Linked DNA regions of Homo sapiens: regions 1 and 3 are each linked to region 2. A link is a loop called in an ENCODE intact Hi-C map of the cell type or tissue named here. Cell type or tissue: mammary epithelial cell. All regions are shown on one strand. Region 1 overlaps DMXL2 (Dmx like 2). Region 2 overlaps MIR4713HG (MIR4713 host gene). Region 3 overlaps GLDN (gliomedin).

Region 1 (4,000 bases), 340 kb before region 2:
ACAGGTGTGAGCCACCACGCCCGGCCAAAATAATGAAATTTTTTTTTTTTTTTTTGAGATGGAGTTTCGCTCTGTCACCCAGGCTGGAGTGCAGTGGTGCTATCTTGGCTCACTGCAAGCTTCGCCTCCCAGGTTCATGCCATTCTCCTGCCTTAGCCTCCCGAGTAGCTGGGACTACAGGCGCCCACCACCATGCCTGGCTAATTTTTTGTATTTTTAGTAGAGACGGGGTTTCACTGTGTTAGTCAGGATGGTCTCGATCTCCTGACCTTGTGATCCGCCCACTCGGCCTCCCAAAGTGCTGGGATTACAGGCGTGAGCCACCGCGCCCAGCCAATAGTGAAAATATTTTAATGTGAGGTGTCTTGCCTACACTTTGGAATATAATGATAGTAAAATTTTGAAGAACAAATACATTCATTTGTAAACCACTGAGGCTTTTTTTAAAATTTAAGACTTCATTCACATTGTGGTAATCACGTCTCACCTTTATTAAGAATGTTTGAACAACAGTTGGCAGATACTCTGAGGAAAAATGTAGGATAAAAGACTATAGTTTGGGTGGTCTGGAATGATACTGACTTTAGCAAGGTAGATATTTTGAGGGCAAGTCTGGCAGCTGTGTTTAAAGTGATCTACTTGCAGAATTTTAATTGGGGAGTTTCTAGAATAGTGTTTTTGGGAAACCAAAATTGGAGGTTCGGGGCCGCTAAAATTACTGGTGAATGATATTCAGTATAGGTGTTTTCTTATTCATCCGTAAGACAGGTTTGCATTCACAGTTGGAAAGATCATATTGAGAAGAGTGTACTCTTGGGCTTTTGTGGCTGGTGCAGATCTAGGCCAGTTTGTTAATCTTTCAAAATATTTGAAAGGTTTGGGTTATACTCAAATAAGTTTATTGGAGTTCGTGATAATAAATTATATTTTACAGACGCCTTATAAAATGTCTTATTTGACAATAGTAATCTAGGGGAAACAGTAACTGATCCCAATTGTTTAGATGGAATAGGCTCAGATGATTAAGTAGCTTTCCCACTGTTAATGAAATTATTGATGGGTTGAAACTCAAATCCAGATCTTCTGACCTCAGATCTTTAATCTCTATATCCCCTTGTCTTACAGTTGACAACAGATGTGCATTGTTAGTCTTTGGCAGTCAGGAATAGATAAGAGGGTTCTGGTTCAGTGCTAAGAGAGGATGAATTAAACTTGGTAAAATGGGTAAGATCTATTGGTCTGTTTTGCGGTCTGAAACAAAATTTGGTGTACCACCTGGGGTCTGGATTATTTGAGAGAAGGTTAGGGGCATTTGAAAGGCAAATTGTAAAGCTCAGTTAAGTATTCATGATGAAAATGATTAAATATATAGTATGAAATTCTAAGGAGGCATGTTGTGAAGGTAAATATAAATAATAGAAACACATTAAGGGCTGACTTGTTTCAGTGCTTTTGAGTTTTATTTTAATTAAATGGTTGCCTCATTTAAACTTAATTACCTAAAAACAAATTAAGTGATTATTATTGCATACCTTGATTTCACTGATGGGCTCTTCAAGACCTTTATAGATATGTTGGCCAATGGACATTTAGTGGGATACTAGTTAAGAGGAAGACTGCAGAGATATTCTGAAGAAGCTCATAGTGACTTTAAATTGATCACATTCCAGAATTTGATTACTACCATATTATTTTGTGGCTTTATTATTATTACAACTAACTATTTGCTTTTTCTTTTTTAAGGCCATCTGAGTTCTTCTTCAATTTATCCAGTGTGCCTTGCACCTTATTTAGTGGTTACAACTTGTTCTGACAATAAAGTACGCTTCTGGAAATGTTGTATGGAAGCCAACCCAGAGTGTAATAAAAGTGATGAGAAAGAAATTTATCATTGGAAGAGATGGCCTTTGATGAATGATGAAGGAGAAGATAATAGCAGTACAGTGAGCATTGTGGGAAGACCAGTTGCTGTTAGCTGTTCATACACAGGTCGCCTTGCAGTGGCTTATAAGCAGCCTATCCACCATAATGGTTTTGTTTCTAAAGAATTTTCCATGCATGTTTGTATATTTGAATGTGAATCTACAGGAGGATCAGAGTGGGTTTTAGAACAAACAATTCATCTTGATGATTTGGTTAAGGTTGGGAGTGTACTTGATTCAAGGGTCAGCGTCGACAGTAATCTGTTTGTGTATAGCAAGTCAGATGCACTCTTGAGCAAGGATAGATATCTTATTCCGAATATCAAACATTTAGTACATTTGGACTGGGTATCAAAAGAAGATGGCTCCCACATTCTTACAGTGGGAGTCGGTGCGAATATCTTCATGTATGGAAGGCTTTCAGGAATTGTGACTGAGCAAACCAACAGTAAGGATGGAGTAGCTGTCATCACTTTACCACTAGGTGGTAGTATCAAGCAAGGAGTTAAGTCAAGATGGGTTCTTCTTAGATCTATAGACTTGGTATCTTCTGTTGATGGTACTCCTTCACTGCCTGTTTCTCTCTCTTGGGTAAGAGATGGGATATTGGTGGTAGGAATGGATTGTGAAATGCATGTATATGCACAGTGGAAGCATGCTGTCAAATTTGGAGACACTGAAGCTGATAGTTCTAATGCAGAAGAGGCAGCAATGCAAGATCATTCGACCTTTAAATCTAATATGCTGGCAAGAAAAAGTGTTGTTGAAGGAACAGCTATTTCTGATGATGTTTTTTGTTCACCAACTGTAATTCAAGATGGTGGCTTATTTGAGGCTGCACATGTACTTTCCCCTACTCTTCCACAATATCATCCAACTCAGCTGTTAGAATTGATGGATTTAGGGAAAGTGCGAAGGGCTAAAGCCATTCTCTCTCATTTAGTAAAATGTATTGCAGGTGAAGTAGCAATAGTTAGAGATCCTGATGCTGGAGAAGGAACTAAGCGACATCTCTCTCGAACTATTAGTGTAAGTGGCAGTACAGCAAAGGAAACAGTCACCGTAGGAAAAGATGGTACTCGAGATTATACTGAGATAGATTCTATCCCTCCACTACCACTATATGCATTACTTGCTGCAGATCAAGATACATCCTACAGAATTTCAGAAGAAAGTACAAAGATACCACAGAGCTATGAAGATCAGACAGTAAGTCAACCAGAGGATCAGTATTCAGAGCTGTTTCAAATCCAGGATATACCAACGGATGATATTGATTTAGAGCCTGAAAAGAGAGAAAACAAATCAAAAGTAATAAATCTTTCTCAATATGGACCAGCTTACTTTGGCCAAGAACATGCAAGGGTACTTTCAAGTCATCTTATGCACTCAAGTCTACCAGGCCTTACCCGTTTGGAGCAGATGTTCCTTGTAGCTTTGGCTGATACAGTGGCTACTACTAGTACTGAGCTTGATGAAAGCAGAGATAAGAGTTGCTCAGGTAAATATTCTCGCTAAAAATTTATAAAGTTGTACCTAATAGAAATATTTGTATTATCTCTATACTGACTCATTTACTGAATTGCAGTCTCAACTTTCAAACTTTGCAGGGAAAAGACCTCCTTAATAGGTAATTACTATTATATAATATGCTCAGTTAGAAAAGACGGTTGAGGCCGGCATATGAATGCATGGATTTGTGAGATCCATGTGCATTCTCTCATGAGTTTTTACACTGAAACCTTTGTGTCATTTTGGATTTATAATCTTGTTTTTTTGTGTGTGTTTGGGTGGGTTTTTTGTTTGTTTTTTTGAGACAGGGTCTTGCTCTGTTGCCCAAGCTGGAGTTGAGCGGTGCAGTCATGGGTCACTGTAGCCTTAACCTCTCAGGTTCAAGTAATCTTCCTATCTCAGCCTCCTGAATAGCCGGGACCACAGGTGTGCACCACCATGGGGCCCAGCTAATTTCTTTTTATTTTTTTTGTAGGGACTAGGTCTCCTTATGTTGCCCCAGCTAGTCTCGAATTCCTGAGCTCAAGCAGTCCTCCTGCCTTGGCCTCCCACAGTGCTGGGATTAT
Region 2 (4,000 bases):
ATACTAAAGTTTCATTAAAATATAGTAATGTGGGCTAGACACAGTGGCTCACGCCTGTAATCCCAGCACTTTGGGAGGCTGAGCCAGGCGGATTACCTGAGGTCAGCAGTTCGCAACCAGCCTGGCCAACGTGGTGAAACTCCATCTATACTAAAAATACAAAAAATCAGCCAGGCATGGTATCAGGTGCCTGTAATTCCAGCTACATGGGAGGCTGAGGCAGGAGAATCGCTTTAACTCAGCAGGCGGAGATTGCAGTGAGCCGAGATTGTGCCATTGCACTCCAACCTAAGCAACAAGAGCAAAACTTCGTCTCAAAAAAAAAAAAAAGTAGCAATGTGCTATTGCACCTACACTTTCAAATTTCAAGTAGAAAACAATACTTCTGGTGATGCTGAGAAACTCAATACCATTCCTCAGAGAGCCGTGGCCATCAGCAGACAAATTTATTTGGGGGGTATTTTATCTGTTTCATCGCTATTACAAATGGATTCTTTTCTCCAATCTTGTCTTCTGCCTGATTGCTATTTATATATAGTTAAATGGGTTTATAGGTTCTCTAAGCATATTACTTAATGGGAGGAAGAGAATTTAATTTCTTTCTTATAACAATCACCAACCATAATGGTAGAAAATGAATCTCAGGCTACATACCAAAAAGAACTTCAGGCAGTTCTTTTTTCTTTTCTTGATAGAATGAAATATTAATAGAACATTCAGCAAATTGGCTTTTAGACTGTACATATAACTATTCAATAAGTAAATCTTAGAAAAAATAAAAACAGCTTCCACTTGTATTAACTGTATCAGCCCCAGTTAATACTAGTGATGAGATAGAGAGATAGAGGGGTGAGATATGGAAGAAGATTTTGCAGTACTTGTCAAAAGTTATAACCATACATCCACTTGGGGTGTGGCCTTTGCAATCGTTGCACTGCCTTAAAAAAACTCTTTTTTTGGCCAGGCACAGTGCCTCACACCTGTAATCTCAGCACTTTGGACGGCCATGCTGTGTGGCAGACCCCAGCAGCCCACAGCAGTGAAAAGTGCTCTCCATGCTAAGGTAGTGCCCAGCACAAGCCATGTAGACTCCAGCCTCAGCCAGCTCTGGACTCTAGGCTGACCATCACCACCCCGGTTTAACGGGACAATTAATAGCCTGCTTTCCGCCAGAGACAGAAGTGGAAAATCAACTACGGAGTTTTAACATTCTTTAATTATGGACACGACCAGCTTCAGGAAACCACTGATTTCATAATGGCCTCCTCCCAGTGAAGCAGCTGTTGGGCACATAATCCTGGGCACAAGGCACTCAGGGCACCGCGTTGGCTTCTTCACAGAATGGCCACTGGGGGTGCTTCCTGACTCCATAGGAGGGGCTAGAGCATGCCCCTCCACACTCAGTAAGCAAAGATGGATCCTCCTCAAATGTCGCATTTGCCACAAGAACCCTCCAAAGCTAGCATGCTTTTAAAAATTAATCAACTTTTTCTTCAAGAGCGGCCCCTTTTTAAAAGAGATCTATTGATGTACAACATTTGTAAAGTGATTTGCAATTTTCGGTCTCCCTTGCCCTCTCCTTATCCAGTCTTAAAATAACTTCAAGAGGGAGGTGTTATGCTAATCCTTAGTTTACAGGTGAGAAAGCTGAGATCAAGGAGGTTCAAAGGCTTGCCTGAGGTTCCACAGCTGGGAGACAGAAACGTCTATAATTGGCTGTGGCCCCTGGGGGTGGCCAACTACAGGGTGGCTGCTGCTATCTGGGTAGCACAGGGGAAAATAACAAAGTAAAATTGTCTGCTTCTGTTCACACAGCTTAAAAAAACCTCTGTCCATCTTCCAATGGTTGATAAAGCAACCTGCAGAGCAAGGCTTTGCTTCTGTTTTGTGTGGAAATCTAGGTAGGAGGAAAGAGACAAACGGTGTAGTGTCCCAAACCTCAGGAAAAGGCAGAAATAAACTCCATGAAACCACAGGAGAGAAGCTGAGACAGATTGACAGAACTCCGAAAGAGAAACTGCCAGAACCCAATGAGTCATGAGCTCTTAAACGGAAAATCAGGCTGCATAGTGCCTGCTTAGATAAAAGAGATAATTAGATCTTTTGTTTGTATATTTATCCTAAATGGCTTCTCCACTCTTTGACGATATCTTTGCTAAGATTTCCACTGTTTTATATAATGAAGTTTTATGGGATTTTTTTTTTTTCAAAGAGGAATCTATTTTTATAGAGCTGGAATATTGTGAGGCTAATTTTGTATCTCAAAAAAGCAGGCTCTCTGCAGGGGAGGCAAGTGAGTCTCTGTCGCCACCTAGTGGACATTGCTAAATGGGAGCCAGCGGAGAAGGCTCCCCATAGGCACTTGGAGCCCCCAGTCACATTGCACCAAGGACAGACATGTGACAGCCACTGAGGGGCCAAAGCAGTCTTAGCAGGCCAACCCACAATTGCGTGTCATTTCTGATTAGAAGCACATCTCATTTAAAAGATCTTCAAACATTGCTTTTAGCATTTGTACCTAGAGTGAAGCATCACAGATTAAGACCAGGTGTGGTCTCAGCTGGTCCATGTGTCCTGATCCCTGTCTGTTCTCCAACATTATTTTCATATATTCCCCTTAACCACAGTCCTGCTTTGTTGACTTCAACATTCAATCCAGTATATGGACCATTTGAGCTGACCATATTCTAGGTCCCAACCTGAAACTGGTTCTTTCTTCTGGCTTTCCAACCCTGCCTTCACCTATGACATGCCACCATGCTACTTCTCCAGCTACTAAGGCCTGTCATCTAGGCCTGTCTAGAAAGCCAAAAAAATATTTTTCACCCCTTTTCCTCCTGGAGCCACGCCCTGACCTTTATGGCCTGAATTCTGGATTCGTTCATTTATTCGACACGTTTTGACTGGACACCGACTGCTGTTATTTGCAGCTGCAGCATTGTAGAGAGAAGAGGCCAGTATGGCCAGTGGAATCAGGAGAGGACATCTTTACAGATGGCTTTAAATAGGCAGCCCAGGTGGAGAAGAAGAAATAGTTTCGTTGCTGGGCTTGAGCAGCATGATCTCTTTCCAGTTCAATCCACCATGCCTCCTCAACCTGACTTCTCTCCTTTATTCCTTGACTCAAAATCCTTCAAAGTTCCCTCCTGCATCCATGCAGCTCATCCAAGGAGTCTGCATTATCCTGTGCTCAGAGATACAAACAGGGGTGGGATTCAGTTCCTGACCTTAAATTGCTCAGCATGAGGAAGACAGACCAGCAGACCCAGGGTGTGGAGACAGCTGCCTAAGGCTGGGCTAATGAGTGTCTGGGGAGCCAGAGAGGGTGAGACCAATTCTGCTGGGCAGCAGGGAGAGGCTGGCCAGGGGAGGTTCCCAAGAGAAGGTGACATTCATACTGGATGCTGAAAGATGGATAGAAGTTTATCAGCAAGAGGAGGGGGAAGGAAATGTGAAGCAGAGAGCATTCTGGGCAGAGGGAATGGCAAATGAAAAAGCACAGAGTTATGGAAGAGTTAGGGGTCAGGGACATTGGTCCTTCTGCACACCCAGGAAAGGAGGTGCACAGCTAGGGCAATAATGACCCAGATTCCAACCACAACACTGGATGTGATGGCCATATGTTCATCCCCACCATGTGGGTTTAACATTCCTGAGGTTCCCTGAGGCAACAAGAACTAATAATGAGGTTTCAAATGAATACAATCCCATGCAGTCACTTTGAGTCTCATTTCCCCTGCCGCTGCACTGATCTGGCTGGGGTTGTCTGGGCCCAGCCATTGTCATCATCTCCGACTCTGGAAGCAAGGCTCATATCTACAAGTCACTGTGTGGACCGAACAGTGTGAGTTGTGGGACTGAGGCATTGATTTCCCAGCTGTGGCATTGGCAGATGATGGCTTAGATGAGTTTTCATCTTGCTCACTTTCAACTTGCTCTCAGTTACAGAGAGCTGCCTCACCGAAAGATATGTCCCCTTCCAATAGATAACCCCTTCCCA
Region 3 (4,000 bases), 240 kb before region 2:
AGCTGCCCAATCAGCAGCTGAGGGTAATGGTTATTCTGTGGTGGCAGGTGCAGATGCAAAGAAAAGCAATAAATTATGGATAATGTGATACTTTAGATGTCTTAAAGAGTCAATGCATTTTTTCAAAGAACAAGATATAAGTCAGCACTGAGGGATTCACTACTCAAGCCACTGGACTTATCAACTCAAAGGTAAATTTGGTCAGCATGTGGCTAAAAAAGCTAAACGACAGAAGCAGATACATAAAAGTTGTGAGAAGAGCAGCCACCAAGAATCACCAAATTACCTACAGGTACAGAAAATCTCCCCAATCATCTTAGCCAATTCAGATTACCAATGGGGAAACTAAGGCCCAAGGAGAAAGAGGTAACTTGCAGAGCCAGCTGTGGGGAGATCACCAAATCTCAGCCATTTCAACTTCCAATCTGTTGCTATTTCACTAAGCGGGGCTCACTGACCATATAAACACTTTTGAGGTTATTTTCTAAATATCTGGCTGACGTTAAAAAAACAAGTTTCCTGTTGGGGGAGAACTGGTCCCAGAAAACCCCTGAAATTTGCTGAAGGGAGCCGAATGCAGCACATCACTGATTTAAGGTAGTTGACAAAAACTGCACAGGATAAAGCATTAAATGGCCATCTTCCCATGAATATAAATGCTGATCTCTCATGTTGTATGCTAACATGGCAAGAACAGACTGGGAAGTTCTTAAATCAAAGTTTGCATTGATCTGTTTCCCTCCTAACAAATCAAAGGCAAATGTGACCCTCATATCTTTGGTGTCTGTGACATAGAGGATTCCTCGGGCAATGAAGGCGTTGCCAGCCTTGGATTTAGGGTACGTGGTATTGACGTGTTGCACCACTGAGAATGTCCTCTCATCCAGTTGTGCTACAAGAATGCTCGAGCCGTCCACACTTGACGCATAGATAATCCAAAGGCCCTTTTCATCTACAGCTAGATTGAAGTAAGTTTTGGAATTTGCAAAAAGGTATTTTCGATCAAAATACAAGGCATTTTCAAGCTTCAGAGTTTGGGATGTTTCCTGGCCAAATTCAAATCTGAAATATGCAAACAAAGAAAAGTAGACATGAATCACCGTTTCTGTGGACAGGTGGTTTATTAGGCTCCTCTATTAAACTGAGTTAGTGGGTCTGGGGTGAGGGCTGGGATTTTGCATTCCTTACAAGCTCCCAGGTAATGCCTGCTCTGCTGGTCCTTGGGCAATGCTGTGAGCAGTGAGGCTGTAAGAGACAATGACTGGCTGTGCTAGCAGAGGCAACAGGGAGACAGTGGTGTGGTGTCAGAATAATCACCAAAGTCAGAATGAATTTGCATCTGAGTGACCACTTACTAGCCATGTGACCCCCACTTCACTAATGCCCAGATGTTTGTTGACCTCCTGAAATGCCCCCTCAAAGATTCTTAGAGCTGCAAGGGGGCTGTAAAAGAGGATCTAGTCCAATCTTTTCATTTTATAAGCAAAAAATGAGAAGCAACTGGCCCATGAAGACAAGTAAGAGGCAGAGCCAGAGGTTGAACTTAGGGTTTCTAACTCTAAGTGTGGGGGTTATTCCTTTACTCCCTGCTGAAATTTTAAAAAAAGAGTTTCACAGCCTGCTAAGTTAAGAAGAAAGTCAGCAGGTGAGAAGGGCTGTTGCAAAGTCATGACTGTGAAAACCATTTTCTTGTGAAGTAAGTGGCTGGATACATTAAACTATGGCATGGAATCTCATGCCCCTTAGCTCCTGGAGGCTGTATGATTTGACAGATTCCAACTCTAGGCTGTATTGTAAAAGTGAATTATAATTCAAAAGGTACGTAACTCCAGGAATGAAAATTCAGGAACATTAGGCTAAAAGAAAACACCAGAGGGTGCCACTGAGCAGCAGAAGAAACATGAACTGTGTGCATCTGTGGATATGCATTTGAGCATAACAGACTTGAAGTCTATCAAGAAACCGTGAAGAAACTAGAGAATAGTGAGGCTTGGGAAGGTCCCTGCACATCTCAGTACACAGGAGTTCTCCTTCCTCTGAATACCTGGGGTTTACTGCTGCCATTTGGCCCCGTCTAGTCCTGGCACCTCACAGCTGCATTCCTTGGTGAGACCCATCTCTCCCAGCAATTACAGGGTCGAATTCAGCTCTGCTTCTCCGTCAGGTCCCAGTCCGTGGCGCGGCATAGAGCAGTACAGCCTCCTAACCACTGCATCCAAACTTAGCTTCCTTAGAAGATACACCTCCTTGAAGAGGCCAGTTCTCACTATGGGGGTTATCCACCGCAGAACTGCCCCCCACGCCACCTCCGTGTGGCAATAGCCCTATATAACATGGCAGCAGGGAACCACAAGATTCAGTGAGAAGCATCGGAGGAAAGAGTGTGTCTTGAGAGGGGGACTACTGAGCAGGTGGTAGGTCAGTTGTCTTTTTCTACTAGCACAAGACTGCCCAAATGGGGTGGCCAGGGAGGTGTAGAGATGATGATGGGGGTGTCATGTAGATGGGAGTGAGAGGCAAAGGAGGGGATGCTTCCTGCCGCGGCTGACGCCAGTGTCCGATGTGTCTGATCATATCGCATATTACACTAGGAAACTCGCCCCATTCTAACCTGAGCATTCAAATGCCAAAGGTTGTTAAAGCTGGACCTCACTAAGGGTAGGAGAAGGATGAGGGAGAGGGAAGGGACCCAGTCCTCCCTCAAAGTCACTGTCTCTTGTTTTGAATGAGTAGGACTGTGGCATTCATAATACTGGGTTTACTGTTTCAGATAGTGGAAGAGCTAGAAGGACTCAGAGGCTGTAGTCCATCTTTTTGTTTTTAGTTGAGGACAGGGAGACACAGGAAGTGCTGTCTCTTGTCCAAGGCCATAGAGGAGGCACAAGAGTTGGAGCCAGAAACCAGGTGTCCTGGCTTTCGGTTCATTGCTCTCTTGATTTGCCCAAGATGACCTGCTTCTGCCTCCAAAGGCCAGAGCTTGATTTCCTCTTCTTGAACCCTAAAGACAGAACTTCAGCAATTCTTGTGGGGAAGGCTCAGCGGCTGCCTTGGGCAGTGTCTACCCAGGTGACCCTCCTCCCTTCCCTATGGGAGAGCAGAGGGCGGCCTGGGAGGACTCCATCAGGATGACAGACGGATCTGAAGGCAGAGACGCTTGACTAGGGGTTCATTCCCCAGTCTTCAATGATCTCAGCTGTGACACGAAATTCCCCACACCCAAAGTTTTCCAAAACAAAACTTTATCAGGGAGCAGCAGCACGTTCCACCAGGGGGAGCTATGAGTTCGGGCTGCTTCTCTCTCAGAGGATGGGGAAGCTGCGGCCGTCACCACTCCAGGTCTACTTCTCCCTGGCTCTGACCTTCCTCGGGCTGTCCAGACCAGCAACAAATGCAGACCCCAGGCAGGGGCTGGGCCATGGGGCTCACTAACATATCCTGTGATTCATTCAGTCGACAAACCCTGATTGACCTCAGTGTGTCAGCCCTAGGGACACAAAGATGATGAAAACACAGTCCCTACCCCTAATTGCTCACAAAAGCACCACAGCACAGGTGCTGCCTGAGAGGCGTGAGAAGGTGCTGTGGTGCGACTTACCTCACTAGGGTATTAGAACCCCCTTTGTGGTAGTAGAGAGAGTTGTTGTAAACAACGTGCCCACAGCCATGGAAATAGTATGGAAGGTGGATGAACGTGTAACTGCCATTCAGAAGTGAGGGCTGATCCTTGAATTCCTTAACCATGATGCCTGTAGGAGGGAAGCCAGGGAGAGGCTGTTACCTACCTCCAGCAATCACAGCTTGGGAGGGAGTCCTTGGGAGGAATTTCAAAGGCGGGAAGTTGAGAGTGAAATGTTCCCTAAGGTCCCTTGTCCAGTGTGAAGAGTCTAAGACTCCCAAGCTCAAAGTCCAATTCTCCATATGGATTTCTGAAATGTCTTTCAAATGTGGTAGGCATTGAACTGGCCTGGCTGCTCCTGGGAGAACTATGTATCACCCTCTC

What was found. Peaks named below come from ENCODE experiments on the same cell type or tissue, not always from the same donor. Only the 100,000 strongest peaks of a DNase experiment are listed, where the experiment ranks them.
Region 1: a loop joins it to region 2, with 9 times the contacts of the local background. A loop is called at or near these places in 12 of 110 quality-filtered maps.
Region 3: a loop joins it to region 2, with 5 times the contacts of the local background. A loop is called at or near these places in 30 of 110 quality-filtered maps.

What each region holds. Positions count from the first base shown.
Region 1 is chr15:51,497,975-51,501,974 of GRCh38, reverse strand. DMXL2 (Dmx like 2) reads left to right here. Exons shown (of 44, transcript NM_001378457.1): 18 at 1,744-3,423. Among named protein-coding and RNA genes, the nearest start is that of DMXL2, 120 kb to the left of the region's middle. In mammary epithelial cell, a CTCF peak has its summit at 2,409 (motif pointing right); no DNase peak of the experiment used is centred here.
Region 2 is chr15:51,161,357-51,165,356 of GRCh38, reverse strand. All of the region lies in intron 1 of MIR4713HG (MIR4713 host gene), which reads right to left. Among named protein-coding and RNA genes, the nearest start is that of TNFAIP8L3, 68 kb to the right of the region's middle. In mammary epithelial cell, a CTCF peak has its summit at 2,316 (motif pointing left); DNase peaks (open chromatin) are centred at 2,016 and 2,276; H3K27ac peaks cover 440 bases.
Region 3 is chr15:51,401,339-51,405,338 of GRCh38, reverse strand. It overlaps GLDN (gliomedin), which reads right to left. Exons shown (of 10, transcript NM_181789.4): 9 at 3,596-3,746; 10 at 1-1,062. The coding sequence ends at 585. Among named protein-coding and RNA genes, the nearest start is that of GLDN, 62 kb to the right of the region's middle. In mammary epithelial cell, CTCF peaks have their summits at 1,880 (motif pointing right) and 3,266 (motif pointing right); no DNase peak of the experiment used is centred here.